Linked DNA regions of Homo sapiens: regions 2 and 3 are each linked to region 1. A link is a contact called in ENCODE Hi-C or POLR2A ChIA-PET data. All regions are on one chromosome and are shown on one strand. Each heading gives the region's core, a stretch centred on a gene start or an enhancer-like site at or near the end of the contact. The rest is flanking DNA. Distances are from core to core; before and after follow the strand shown.

What was found. A loop is a pair of places that touch in the nucleus more often than their neighbours do. ChIA-PET counts read pairs that join two places held with the same protein, here RNA polymerase II (POLR2A). Pooled maps may share reads with other maps.
Region 2: a loop to region 1 is called in a pooled map, with 2.4 times the contacts of the local background. The contact joins the enhancer-like site here to the promoter of GSDME in region 1. A Hi-C loop is called at or near these places in 8 of 50 pooled maps. POLR2A ChIA-PET finds 5 or more read pairs at or near these places in 3 of 52 experiments (H1, OCI-LY7 and endothelial cell of umbilical vein).
Region 3: a pooled map shows a loop between it and region 1 (10-fold over the local background). The contact joins the enhancer-like site here to the promoter of GSDME in region 1. A Hi-C loop is called at or near these places in 10 of 50 pooled maps. POLR2A ChIA-PET finds 5 or more read pairs at or near these places in 2 of 52 experiments (Panc1 and activated CD4-positive, alpha-beta T cell).

Annotation. Positions count from the first base shown.
Region 1 is chr7:24,755,486-24,760,221 of GRCh38, reverse strand. GSDME (gasdermin E) reads left to right here and starts at 2,758. Exons shown (of 10, transcript NM_001127453.2): 1 at 2,758-2,826. LOC124901820 (translation initiation factor IF-2-like) reads left to right here. Exons shown (of 3, transcript XM_047421177.1): 2 at 2,285-2,560; 3 at 2,653-3,898. The coding sequence ends at 3,366. RefSeq lists silencers at 1,609-1,758, 2,569-3,148, 3,159-3,208 and an enhancer at 2,259-2,488.
Region 2 is chr7:25,071,319-25,076,054 of GRCh38, reverse strand. No RefSeq gene overlaps it. Among named protein-coding and RNA genes, the nearest start is that of CYCS, 52 kb to the left of the region's middle. Within about 2 kb of position 2,459, at least 2 of the 41 ENCODE cell types and tissues checked have a DNase peak (open chromatin) inside an H3K27ac peak, as active enhancers do.
Region 3 is chr7:25,026,907-25,031,642 of GRCh38, reverse strand. No RefSeq gene overlaps it. Among named protein-coding and RNA genes, the nearest start is that of OSBPL3, 49 kb to the right of the region's middle. RefSeq lists an enhancer at 2,324-2,825. Within about 2 kb of position 2,867, at least 9 of the 41 ENCODE cell types and tissues checked have a DNase peak (open chromatin) inside an H3K27ac peak, as active enhancers do; they include Panc1, where a contact is called at or near this core.

The DNA of each region.
Region 1 (4,736 bases), core at 1,509-4,008:
TTAGCAAGAATCTAGGCATAGGGTAGGAAATACACGACACCCAATAGATGTGTTTCAGAAGTTCTGTAAGTTGAAACATAGTTTATATAACGAATCTTTTTGAAAGCAGATGCTGCTTACCATCATCATTAGGACCACTCCAATTGATCTCCTGTGAGATTTTCTTTCCATAGCCCTCCATTTCCTCAAAGGGGATATATCTATATGGAATAAGAAGATTGGAGTTCCACGTTTTCTTTTTATTTACTTTTTTCCAATTGGGCTAAAAGTTTCCATGTTGTATATGTTCATCTGAAATCTTCAAATAGTCTATTTAACAATAATAATAAGCACAATTATTTTTTTAAAAAAGTTATGGCTGTGCCAGAACCTTTTCATCCCCCCACCATTGGACAGGGAGAGCAGCAGACTGGGGTCAGGTGAGATCTTGAACACAAGTCATCCCTCTCTCCCAACACAGACCATGCTCCTACACTGCTTGGGTGGGGGGACCCCTACTGCACTTCTGCACTTCTTATTTTCTGTTCTGGAGAGTCTACCCTATGGTGGGTTAAAACTCAGATGGTGCTGAACAACCTGGGTTAAAATCTTGGCTCTGTCTCTTCCCAGTTGTATGAGCATTCCAGTTTGTGCCTCAATTCCCTCATTTGTAACTTGAAACCCCCAAATAGTTGTAAGGATTAAATGAGCCAATCATTGCATGTAATGTACTCAGAAGCATGCTTGGTGACAGTAGACAGAAAGTGCTACATAAATAATAGCAGCTGATATTATTACTATCTTCCTCGGGCATTTAATTAAAAGACTAGGCAGGACAAAAAAAAAAGTGACAGAATTTGAAGCCACTTAGTAACTGTTGCATCAAAAAGTTCACCCACTCTGAATTACAAGTGGTAACTATCTAGATAGAGGACTGGGGCTTTTTGGGGTGGGAACCTGATGAGTATGCTGTTTATGAGGATATTCTTAAGGTCAGTACCCTAGCGGGGGATGCAATAATCTCTGGCAACAAGCCAGAATCATCACCGTATAATTTTATAATGATAGAGAACCAATAGCATACATGAAAAGTCTCTTGACAGGGCTGGGATTCTTTCTTTCGTCCAACATCTCATCACATTAGCAAATCAGGGGCCTACCACCATGGACCATTTCGAACCACTTCTTCATCCAATAACCACTAATTGTGCACTTATTTTGCGCTGGGTACTGCAAGGATGTGTACTGCCCCACAGTCTAGGTGGAGAAACAAACAAAAGGATTCATTTCTTAATTCAACAATTATTTACTGGATAGCTACCATGTGTCAAATCCTAAACTAGGTGCTGGGCATAGGGAACAAAACAGACCAGCTGCCCTCATGCTGCTGACATTTTACAGGAGAGGATAATACATGAAATAAGAGGCACACAGTCTATCAGATGGTGGTGAGTGCAAAGAGAAAAATAAAGCAGAGGAGGAACTAGGAGGTGTTCCCGTGGGTGGGTGGGCAGCACTTTTAATTTGGATAGTCAGGAAAGGCTTTACAGTGAGGTGGATAATTGCAATCTAGAGATATGTTTAAAGCATAGCGGGGCCCAAGGGAAAGCGCTGCCGGGCTTCTCTACCTGCCCTCCCCGAACAGCCTTTAAGACAGCCACACAACTCCATACTGTGTGAGCTCTCGCAGGGCAGAAATTTCATTTTCTCTTACTCTTTGCTCTCAGCTTAGTAGAGAGCATTGCACAGTGAAGACGATACACTGACTGAAAGTGTCACTGAGCAATGGGCTCGTAACCTGAGGCACACAGAAACCAAACTGTGGCACAGGCTTTTGAGAAAAGAAAAACTTCTATTGCCAGTCAACTGGCAAGGAGACAAGAGGCAAAGCTTAAATCTGTCTTCTGGACCTGGGAGCGGGTCAGGCGTTTTTGGCATTTCTAACCAGTCCCAGGTGATGCCAATGCAGCCTTCTGCGGGGCGCGCGGTGTTCACAATTAGAAAGCTTTCCCTCTTGCACACGCCCGGGAGATTTTGGCTCTGCCTCGCTGTAACAACTTAAGTAATGGTTAATCGGTTTCAGCTGGTCCTAATGTTACAAAAAGAGCTAATATTTAAGTCAGTTCATCAGAAAGCAATGTTTGAGCACCAGCTATGCTGAGATTCCCTCGTTCAGTATTCGTTGAGCACCCAGTGTGTGAGAGCGCCTGGTTTTGCCCTCAAGGAGCTTAGAGTGGAGTTTACAGGAATGAATCACTGATTAGCGGCAGGCCTAAGTGTGGGCACTGTCGCACCACACACCCAGATACTACTCCAGGCACGGGCATTAGGGGCTCCCACAGGCTGGACAGGCCTTGGACTTTCCTGGTTGAACCGTGAGGCCGCGGTGTCAGTCCACACTCCACTGTGGGTGGCGGGTTCGGCCCCGCGAGGAGGCGCCGCTCTCAAACCCCACGGTCCCGCGCAGCGAAGAGGCGAGGCGGCCGCGGAAGGCAGGCGCAGCCCACTCTTCCCGAGAGGCCCCGACATCTCCCGGGTGAGTCCCGAAAAGCGCGCGGGGACTCCGGCTGAGCGCTGGGCCGTCAGCAACCCGGCTCCCAGAGAGTCACACGAAGGAGGGGAAGCGGCTCTCTCTGGGGCTTCTGGGAGGTCTGGCCCGGGCCCCTCCCGCAGCCTCCGGCGGCCAGTCCCGCGGCTCTGGGGCGCCCGGACCGAGCAAAGGTCCCGGCGGGCGGGCCCTCTCTCCGCCCTCCCCAAGCGCCCGCCCCCCGCCGGCCCAGCGCAGGCTCCTCCGACTCCGCCAGCGCAGGGGGCGCGGCTGCCGGGGACCCAGCAGCGGGCGCGCGGGTAAGTGCGCGGCGGGCGCGGGCTGCGGGATCCGCTCCGGGCTCCACTCCGGATCCTCTTTGGTCTGTTTGGGTGTCCCGGGCCGGGGGCAGCCGAGGCCGCGCGGCGCTTTCTCTCTGGGCCACCCTCCCCTCGCTCCTTCCTAGGGGAGACGAATCGATTGGCTGCCCGGCCGCCGGAACGGCAGGTCCCGTCGCTCCCCTCGCCTCCCGCATTCCCGGCCCGGTCCCCTCCCATCACCGCGTCCCGCCCCAACTCGCAGTCAGCATCCCCTTCCCATCCTCTCCCCGTCCCCGCTGCCACTTCCTTCCTTGGATGTTGGAAGCGCAGCTGGTATTTTCGTTCTCCCAACCCCCCAAACCCCCCCTCCCCATTCGTTCATCCTTTGTGTTCCGGTCTCTTCTCTGGGTGCTGCGGAGGCTCTCCCGGCTCGGGGGCGTGTGTGCAGGGAGGCGGACCGCGGAACAGATACGGAGTTCAGTCTCTCTGGACGGAAAAAAGTCCCCCTCCACTTTGCTCCGGTATCTAGAGAGCTCCTAGCTTGGGGAGGAGGCCAAGCCCCACTCGGTGTGCCTGGCATGCGCTGGAATGGCTCTCAAGAGCTGCCCGCGTGGCTTCCTTTGGTCTCCATTTGAGGACCTCTGACCCTTTCCAGAGCCGCTTGCCGTCTGCACCCCGAGGGGAAAGACTAGAGGGCACCTCTTAGAAAAGCGCTGGTTGTGGACTGAACACACCGACCACCCACTCCTCCAGAGTCTACTCTGTCCAGAATAGTGAATGGGATAATGAAAGGGATGGATGGCTTGCGGTCGCTGTCCTCGAGACGCAGGCAGGTGGGGCAAGTCCAAGTGGAATGAAAGGAGTGCTGTGGGGTTGGAGAAGCAGCTGAAGAGTGAAATTAATTGTCTTCACAATCTACCACCACCAAGCTCTTTTTCTAAAGGAGAAGTTGAGCCCAGACCATTAGGTAGATCTGAGAGAGAAAGGGCCCAACCCCCTAGCCACGGTCCCTTGGCTAGGTTCTTTGTTATTGTTGAGAGAGGGTCTCGCTCTGTCACCAAGGCTGGAGTGCAGTGGCACTATCCTAGCTCACTGCAGCCTTGAATTCCTGGGCTCAAGGGATCCTCCCATACACCCGTAGCTGAGACCGCAGGTGCCTGCCACCACACCGCATCTTCTCTATTCTTACCCAGACTGCCCTCTGTTACCCACTCCACTTCCCCAAAGCCTTTGGCGCCTCACTCTCCTTCTCCTTTCGAGCTCCTGCCTGTCTTATGACCATCATTGCGTTCACATACCGATTTTTATTTTAGAAAGAAATGATGAAATATTAATTTGTCTTCTCATTAAAAATGAGCTCAGGTACTGGGCTGTAGGGATAGGAAGATAAAAGATGCCACCTCTGTTCTAATTTAATAGACCCAATTGCACTTTGCTATCTAGAAAACTAAAACTAATTCAAAGTATGCTGAAATTGCTAACAATGAGACAAGTAGACAAGTACAGCCATGTTTCGTCTCCCCAGATAGAAAGGAAATGACACATGTTCCATAGCAATGATTTCTGTTTCCACCGTAACTGAGGTTTACCTTTTTCAAGGGCACTTTCTTATGTTACAGAATGAGTCATATGAGGCCCACATTAGAACAGAAAAAAAGCTGAACAGGGAGCCAGCAGAGTAGAGTGGTCAAGGGCACAGGCTTTGGAGTCAGGTGGACCTCGGGTGGAATCTTGGCTCAGCACTGATTCTCTATGTGATGTTCAATCCCCTCCAGTCAAAGACCTCCAGGAACACACTGTCAGTTCAATAAGTTGGTTTATTTCTCCTTAAAGTGAGGGACACCATGGGGAACCCTGAGATGTCTCAATAAGAGGTGTTAGAAAGGACAGAGGATTTGGGCATGTAGTAG
Region 2 (4,736 bases), core at 1,210-3,709, 320 kb before region 1:
TTTGTTTACCTGGGAGACTTGAGTCACATCAGAGTGTCTAACAATGTGATTTATGGCAGGGGCTTTGGGCCACCTGGTATCTGTTCTACCTCCAGAGCGGCTGGAAAATAAAGGACAGCCTTTAGTCTATGACACACCGTCTGTGTGATCCAGCCCCAGTAAGAACTCTGGACATGAAGACTCAGGTGAGCTTCCCTGGTTGGCAATACTCCGTGTATATTTCAAACATCATTGCCAGGAAAGGTAGTGATGTCCATGACTCCACTGAGAGTAGACAACTGGGAGCTCCATGTTTGAAACTTTCTAGGTGATATGGTTTGGCTGTGACCCCACCCAAATCTCATCTTGAATCATAGCTCTCATAATCCCCACGTGTCCTGGGAAAGACCCAGTAGGAGGTAATTGAATCATGAGGGCGGGGTTTTCCCATACTGTTCTCGTGACTGTGAATAAGTCTCACGAGATCTGATGGTTTTATAAAGGGCAGTTCCCTTGCACACACTCTTTCGTGCCTCCACGTAAGACATGGCTTTGCTTCTCCTTCACCTTCCTCCATGATTGTGAGGCCTCCCCAGCCATGTGGAACCGTGAGTCCACTGAACCTCTTTTTCTTTATAAATTCCCCAGTCTCGGGTATGTCTTTATTAGGAGCATGAGAACAGACTGATACACCTGGACTCTGCCCCATGTGTCTCTTCTTTTCACTGATTCTAATCTGTATCTTTTCACCATAGTAAACCAAAACAGTGGGCATAACAGTTTTGGTGCATTCTGTGAGTGCTTCCAGTGAATTGTCAAACCCAAGGATAGTCTTGGGGACCCCCTGAACTTACAAGTGCTATCAGAATAAAAAATGATCCTCTACGCTGTCAAATAGGACAGACTAGGGAAGCCAACCTGTTGTAGGAAAAAGGGGAAGATGAGTAAACGATATTCTTCTGTCAGATCTAGTTGTACATTTCTTTCTGTGTTTGTTTCAGCTAGATGCCACCAGGCTTGTCACAGAATTCAGAGATTCGTTGTACCTATGACGAGGCCAAAGCATTAGAGATAGATCAGGGAGGTCTCTGTCCTCAATGCGTCTTCACCCCATTGTGGGGTGAAGCTGGGAATCTCTCTTAGGAAAAGGTGAGTTGGGAGGTAGGTGAGTGAAATGGACACTTGGAAGTTTTGACAACTTTTTCTCCATGTGAAAATTGTTCCTCGTTAATCAAACTTGAAAAATCTGAGTAAGCTAACAGGTTTCCTTATTAAACTCCTTTAGGCTGAGGACTCTGTCTTAGTATTTCTGCGTTCATAGCACCAAGTACAATATACAGCATAGGGTAAATTCACGGTCATTCTAATTTTTAAATTAATCATTTGGTATGTAATTTCATATAAGGTAAAAAAGAGGACTTCTGAACTTAATCTGAAAAGATGTCTCAATGTATTCTTACAAGCTCACCTTTGTTTGATGCTAATTTTAATTTTTCTGATTTGATTGAAAAAAACATTTTGAAGAAAAAAGCACCCATAATATCCTCTTATTATGAAAATTTTCTATATTATTATGTAGCCTCCATATTATCTGAAATCCCTGCTGAATATTCTGTATCGTTCATAAATATTCTGTATAGTTTGTAATCAAAGTATGCCTAAAGAAGATAACGCTGGTGCTGTGCAGAAGACAGTTTAGACAGTTGCACTGTTGATCAGGACCCAGTAATAGAGCCAGCAGACAGAAGAACCTGAGTCCTTTAGTCATCCATGGAGGAGAGCCCCACCATCCTGGAATACCCTGCTGGACTGATATAAGCATCAGAAACTCGATTTTTTTTTTTTTTTTGGCTGTTACATCTTGGTTCTGTTTATTATAGTAGTTGAATCTACTCTAATAATGCAAAAATTGATACCATGCTAGCCAGGTGTGGTGCCATGAAGAAGGGTACTGCCATAAGAAAGACCAAAAATATGTGATATCGTTCAGGTGCAGTAGCTCACGCCTGTAATCCCAACAATTCAGGAGGCCGAAGCAGGCGGATCACGAGGTCAAGAGATCGAGACCATCCTGGCCAATATGGTGAAACACCATCTCTACTAAAAATATAAAACTTAACCAGGCGTGGTGGCGGGTGCCTGTAATCTCAGCTACTTGGGAGGTCGAGGCAGGAGAATCACTTGAACCTGGGAGGCGGAGGTTGCAGTGAGCCGAGATCATGTCACTGCACTCCAGCCTGATGACAGAGCAAGACTCCATCTCAAAAAAAAAAAAAAATGTGCCATTGGCTTCACAGTTGAGCAGCAGGAAAGGAAAAAATAGTATGCTATAAATCTGAACATTCTAAAGTCTATGCTGTCAACCACACTGCAGAGCCAAAATAGGGCTTCCTGACTCACTCGCTGTGAATGGTTACAAGTGTGCTGATACTTTGATGCCCTCTGCTTTCCAAGGGAACTCAGAGTTCAAGGTGGCCAAGCTCCCCAGCCTGGCTGCCTCCAGCCAAGAGCAGCCTCGTGTTTACCACTAGTGAGCCATTTAAATACTAAATAAATATAAAGCATTTTTTTCATTCCTTTTGACTGAAAAAGAAAGCAACCTCTGTAAACTCTCTTATAAAACCACTCAGACTTTTTTCTGTCTTGAGTTATATAAATGATTAAAAACCCTAGCCAATTTCAAACTAGTTTCTTCTCCCCCTTTTTCCCCAACTTCCTAAATCAAAGACTGTCAAAGTCAGCATATATCATGAGTCTCCTGTATTAAGTAGATTACTTTTTTTTTCTGCCCTGCTTAACTATAATCACAGGTAGCATGAGAATTACAAGGAATTTCATCACTGAATTTCCTTTTCAAAAATTTACTTAAATCAAGAATTTGTGGTTACCAAGAGTGACAGTAGGAAGTGGGGTAATCCATGCTGTCTATACAAGTAGGGCATATTATTAATGCGCTTTGTTCCAAATTGTGAAAACAGGCCAGCTGGTGAAGACCCAACAACAAACTAAGGCCCAGGTGGGTCAAATTCCAAACTTGAGACATGGCTAAGACATCGATTTTTCTTGGTTCAGTTGTATATTCTCAAGGAGCTCTCATATTATACCTTTTTAAAAAGTGTATGCCTTAAAAAGGATTAAAATGGCAAACTTTGTTATGTATATTTTACCACAATTTTTAAAAAGGTATATGAGACAAGAAGCTTTACTTCTGACCTGCCTATTCCCAGATGCATAGAATATCATAGACTATCAATGTGAGAACCTTAGAGATTGCCTAGACATTTTGATTATTAAGCACTGGATATTTACTCATTTATACCTCAACTTATTTCAGGAAGTTCAAGGCAACTTAAAAGCTATATAAAATATAGTGAGACAGGCCGGGCACGGTGGCTCACGCCTGTAATCCCAGCAGAATTTTATTTTGGGAGGGCTGAGGTGGGGGGAATCACTTGAGGCCAGGAGTTCGAGACCAGCCTGGCCAACATGGTGAAACCCTGTCTCTACTAAAAATACAAAAATTAGCCGGGCATGGTGGCACATGCTTGTAATCCCAGCTACTTGGGAAGTTGAGGCAGGAGAATCACTTGAACCTGGGAGGTAGAGGTTGCAGTGAGCCGAGAACATGCCACTGCACTCCAGCCTGGGCGACAGAGCAAGACTCTGTCTCAAAAAAAAAAAAAAATATATATATATATATGTGTGTGTGTGTGTGTGTGTGTGTGTGTATAGTGTGTATATATATGTGTGTATATGTGTGTGTGTGTACATATGTGTGTGTATATATGTATATATAGTGAGGCAATATAAAATAGAAGTAGTAGGTAAGAACTTTATAATTATTTTGATACTTTCAAAAATTACCATTTTTAAAAGATAATTTTCAAAGTAGGATAGAATCACAACATAAATTCATATGTAAAAATTAAACTGTATATTAATGGGGAAACTGGTACAGAGATTGTAAGCAGTTTAAGGGAGAAGTTGAAAAACAGACATATTTACAGATCAGGAATATTGAAATGACTGTTCAGATGGAAGTAAAACTGTCCTCTTCCTCTGTGGAAGAAGGAAGCCAGTTGAACCTCTACTATACAGGACAGAATTTGCTTGTCCATAGATAAGAAGTATTCTGCGTTGCTACCAATACCAATAATCTACAATGTACAGAGTTACAAAATGGCTTCCACATACTCGAAATCAGATAACCCTCAGAGGGGTGTCCTATAGAGCCTAGACAATGCACAGTTTCCAAAGGGAAGAACAAATATTTCCCTGTATATTAAACATGCCAAGAATAAAGCTAATATAAAACTACATACCAGGTTAGAATAGGATATAATTATATTTTCACAAACACAAATCCAAACTACTGCAAATCTAGAAATTTACTCGCTCTTTTCTTCATGCTTTATTTGTATCAGAATCCAACTGGAAAATTGATTTGCAAGTCTAACCCATGAACTTTATTCGTCTTCTTTTCGTTTTGAGATAGGGTCTCACTTCCATTTCCCAGGCTGGAGTGCAGTGGTGCAATCTTGGCTCACAGTAGCCTCGACCTCCTGGGCTCAAGTGATCCTCCTGCCTCAGCCTCCCAAGTAGCTGGGACAACAGGTGCACACCACCATGCCCACCTAATTTTTTTGTATTTTTTGTAGAGATGGGATTTTGCCATGTTGCCCAGGCTGGTCTTGAACTCCTGGGCTCAAGCAATCTGCCTGCCTTAGCCTTCCAAAGTGCTGGGATTACAGGTATGA
Region 3 (4,736 bases), core at 1,618-4,117, 270 kb before region 1:
AGGGCTGATGTGACAGAACTGTGCTATGGCACCCCCTGCAGATGGCCCTGTAAGGCCCATTGGGCAGAACAGTCAGAAAGGGCTCCAGCCACCTTGGTTCAGGGCACTCACAGGGACTGCCAAACAGCTTCATACTTCTCAACTCTCTCACCTTTCTTGTTCCGTAAACATTTTGTCATATGCCCACTTTCTCCATTCTGTTGTAACATTTATCCACACATGATAAATGTAGGAGTCCATGAATATTACCTAAATCAACACTGACCTGGGAATCAGACCTGTGCTCCAGTGTGGACTACGAAACTAATTGTTAAGCCTTGAGCTGGTTATTTCATCTCTCTGCCTTCAGTATTTGCATTTGTAACCACACAGGGCAATGCCTTTTTGCCTGCAGATTACGCCTGAAGCTCCGTGCAGCCCTCAAGTGCATGGGTCTTTGACTTAGCACCTGCAACCTGGGCAGTGTCTTCTCTCAAGTTTCAGTGTGAGTCATTCCTCGGCTTCCTTGAGTTTAGGCGCTCACTCCTCTATGCTCCCAGTGCACCGGCTATGTACCTGAAAGTGCATTACCCTCATAGATTTGTTCACATGTCTATCTCCCCAAAAGGCTGTAATACCTTTAATGCAGGAATTACATTTGGTAAGTTTCAGAGAACAGAATCCACTCTAACCGGTTTAAGCAGGAATGGATATTAAATGGCTTGTAGCGTCATTGGGAGGGGAAAAGAAAGACTCAAGATGAAGCTTTCAGGAACCACTCACGGAGCTACACTGCTGAACTGGGCCACTAAAGGAGAGCTGCTAAATCTTTTGGTATCAGGAAGTCTCCAGCTTGACAATTGCCCCACCATTAACACAATGAGGAATTAAATTCTTTCTACACATATCTCACAGTCAAATTCTCAAAAGGAGCTAGAGTCTGTTTAGCTCCCTCGTCTCTGTATGGATGGTATTTCTTGCACCAGGCCACTCCCTAAATTTCGGACCAATTTAGAGATTGTTTGCTCTTGGGTTAGATGCTAAGTGTGTCCAAAGAGCTTCAGCCAAAGAAAGTCAATTTCATCTGGTACAAACATGGTGAAGGGTCATTGGGGATGAGAGTGTGGCCAACACATTTCCTCCTTCCTACTGTTAAGGAGATTAATTTTCCCATTATCAATACAGTTCTTCAGTGGCGATTGGTGACAAGTCGATCATCTGGTTGGATATCAATTAAATTAAAATCTGCTCTTAACCCTAATAGTCTCTTCACCTAATGCCCGACACAGAACCACAACCGCTTTAACGAAACAGGCCAAGATCGTAGAATCTTAGGACTAGGAAGAAATTCAGGGGTCATAAAATCCAGTGCTTACCGAATACCACTTTGTAACACATAGAGAAAAATAGGACAATGTAATGAGTTTTATTTTATCTAAATGAATTCAACGTAAAGACCTGGCTTTATTCTGGGATTTTTTTTTTTGTTGTTGTTCTCCTATTTCTTCAGCGATATATAGCTTTTGTTTGTTTAGGCTTTTCTTGGCAAAATAAAAATTGGGTTTTCCTTTGGGAATCCTCTCTTCAAGTTTCCTGTTGCTTTTTGATCTTATTCTGTTCATGCCCTCAAAGGCCTATACCACAGCTTTACTGTGACCTCGTGTCACTGTTTCTTTGTCAATTTCATCCTTTATTCCCCATCACCTATCAGGACATGGACTCCAGCCTCTCAGCACACCGAATTTGTGCCTGAGTGTGTGGTAAGACCTCAAGATAAAGGTTTGTCTTCTGTGATTCTTTGTCACTGCTTCGTCCCATGTCACATCTCACAGGGAATTATTTTGACACTCTCCCCTTATAAATGAGGTCCAACTCATTTGTGAGAACTTGAGCTGTAATTTGCAGTTTGTCGTGGCATGTTTTATCTACTTTGACTCGGGTTGTTTCTCTCCGTCTTATCATTTAACAAGTACATAGTCTATTTTTACTTCTCCTAACTCTAGCTTTTATTCCACCTATCCTTCGCCTGATATATTTTCCAGGACTTCTTTTTCTGGAATGATTTCTCGTTATCTCACTTATCTTAAATCCAAACTTAGTCTTTAGGTACAAGAATCTGTGACTTTTTCTATCCATTCACAAACATTTACTTATTGATGATTTCTTTTTAGGTTGCTTCCTTGGGCCGGTGAGCTCTTGGATCCATTTCTTGCCCTCCCCCAGTTCTGCCTTATGTCACAGGGCTGTGTGACCCCATGCAGGCTGGGCTTTTCAGGGCCCTGAGTCCCTTGGTTTCCAGCTGGGTTTGTGCAATGGGAGACTGGCTAGGGGGGCGGGGAGAAGCTCAGGCTCCAGCAGCCATGTCTCTCCCCACTGGTCTCACCACTGCCAGGCAGGCCCATCAAGGTCCCAGCTCTGATGACACCACCTGTCACCCAGGTCCCCTCAGCCCAGCAGCTAGAGGGCTTCTTGGTGGTGCTCAGCTCTGGGGTGCACCCCTTACCCTAGCAACCACTTCCCTGCATTGATCTCTGCTCTGAACACTCAGAGAGCTTTCTCTTTTCCAGGTTAGACCCTGACTGACATAAAGGTAAATTCTCAGAAGTTTAATTGCTGCATCACAAACTTTAAGACTTTAAAAGGAAGGTTAAAGAGATGTCTTTATGCTTTCTTACTCTCCCCAAGGCCTTTCTTCCACCTGTAACTTTCTGAGCAAGCTCAGGGCCCTTCCCTTCTACCATCTTCTCTGTTTACACATCTCAGCCCCTGGGCATTGGAATATCTGTCTGATCACAGTTCATTTTTTAAAATGATAAACAAAGCAAAGAGGTGAGATGGAAAGTCACCACTTCCTGTGGTAATTGTTATCTAGGCTTTCAGAACACGCCTAGGCAAGTGGAAAGAATAAGCAATTATCTGCGTAATTCAAGCAAACATTGACTCCCCTTATTTGACATGAGTGGCTAGTGGAAGGAAGGGAGAAGTGGAATTAATTACTAATGCCTTTGAAATCTCAGGAATTAGCTAGGGAGTTGCTGAACTCACGACGTCATTTTTTCACGACGTCATTTTCTATCGGGAGTCTGGTGAAGGAATGGCATCTGGCTGGCCATTTCAACGATTTCACCAAGTTTTGAATTTTGGCAGGACTAAGTCAAAGAACAAAGTGACTTTTGTGGTTTCTGGAGCAGAAAGACTTAGTGACTTTGACTCAGCAAGCCAGATGAGAAGGCTCCAGGCACTGCCTCCCCAGGCATGGAGATGGCTGCCTATAAATCTGAGTTACTGCATTTTTCACTTGCATCAGACAGGGCCCTCATTAGAAACAAGGCTACCATCAAATTTGGGTCAAGGTCTGGCTTCGTGTTGTGATTTACCAAATAAAGACTATCAACTGTCTTTTTCAGGCTGCTGATTTATCTTTAGCTTTCTCTGAATTTGTGACTCTAAAAGACCGTGCTTATTTGGCAATGTAACATAATCACGAAAATAAATTGTATAGCAAGCCATTCTTTGAATGCAGACATAGGGAGGCAGCTGCGGTGGAAAGAGCCCTGATCTTGCAGTCAAGAGATCTGAGTTTGAGTCCAGACCTTACTACTCACTAGCTGAACAACCACACTCAGCCACCAAATCACAGTGAGTTTCTTATCGATTAAAATTAAGTGCTATGAAAGTGAAGAAGTTAACATGAAAGAGTAACATACAAGCACAAATTAATATTATTATTAAATTCTTCAGTTCCATTTTTTCAGTGTTGGTTATGGACTGGTGCTAACTCTCCGGCTACTTGCATCCTTTCATTAGCCCATTGTTAAAAGCAACGGATGAAATAGCAGGCGTGTCAGGGTAGCTAGTCAGGGGCTACCATTGACATGGCTACACGGGGACCAGGGTCTGAAAGCCACAGCTAAAGTAACCCTCTGTTTGATAGTCGGGTTTCAAAATTATAAACTGAGAGATCCTAGTCAGGCTCAGATGGGAGCACATCCCATTTCCTCTGCTTCCTCCCTCAGCTCGCCCTTCCTGACTTCCTGTGAGTGCCACTATTTGGACATTTTGAGGTCCTAGCAGCTCTCCTCCCATACAGCTGTGGGGACAGGCTACTCTCAGCAAGCCAGACCATCTCAGGCCGACTGGACACAGTGAGCATGAACACAGTGAACAATCTTTTAAAACAGACCCAGAAAATAACATGAAGCCAAGAACAAGGTAGATACCATTTGCAATTTAAAGTGTGATATCATAGGAACAAAAGCGTTTTGACTGTCACTGAAGCTTTGTTTTCCCAGGCCAGAAAAACTGTGAAAGAACAACTAGAAATGAATGTACACGTATTTTGTTTTGTTCTGATAAATGCTGGATCAGAGCACATTGCCTCAACTGTCTACATCCTTTCAGTCCAGAAGAATAGCCAGCAGACATCTATCTTCTCTGCAGGATGAGAAACTAAGTTTCACGGACATTCTTCAGAGGTTGTTTTCATTCCTTTTTTTTTCCCTTGAGACAGAGTCTCGCTCTGGCACCCAGGCTAGAGTGCAGTGGCACCATCTTGGCTCATTGCAACCTCCGCCTCCCAGGTTCAGGCAATTCTCATGCTTCAGCCTCCCAAGTAGCTGGGACTACAGGTGTGTGCCACCATGCCCAGCTAATTTTTGTATTTTTAATAGAGACAGGGTTTCCTCATGTTGGCCAGGCTGGTCTCGAACTCCTGGCCTCAAGTGATCCACCCACCTCAGCCTCCCAGACTGCTGAGA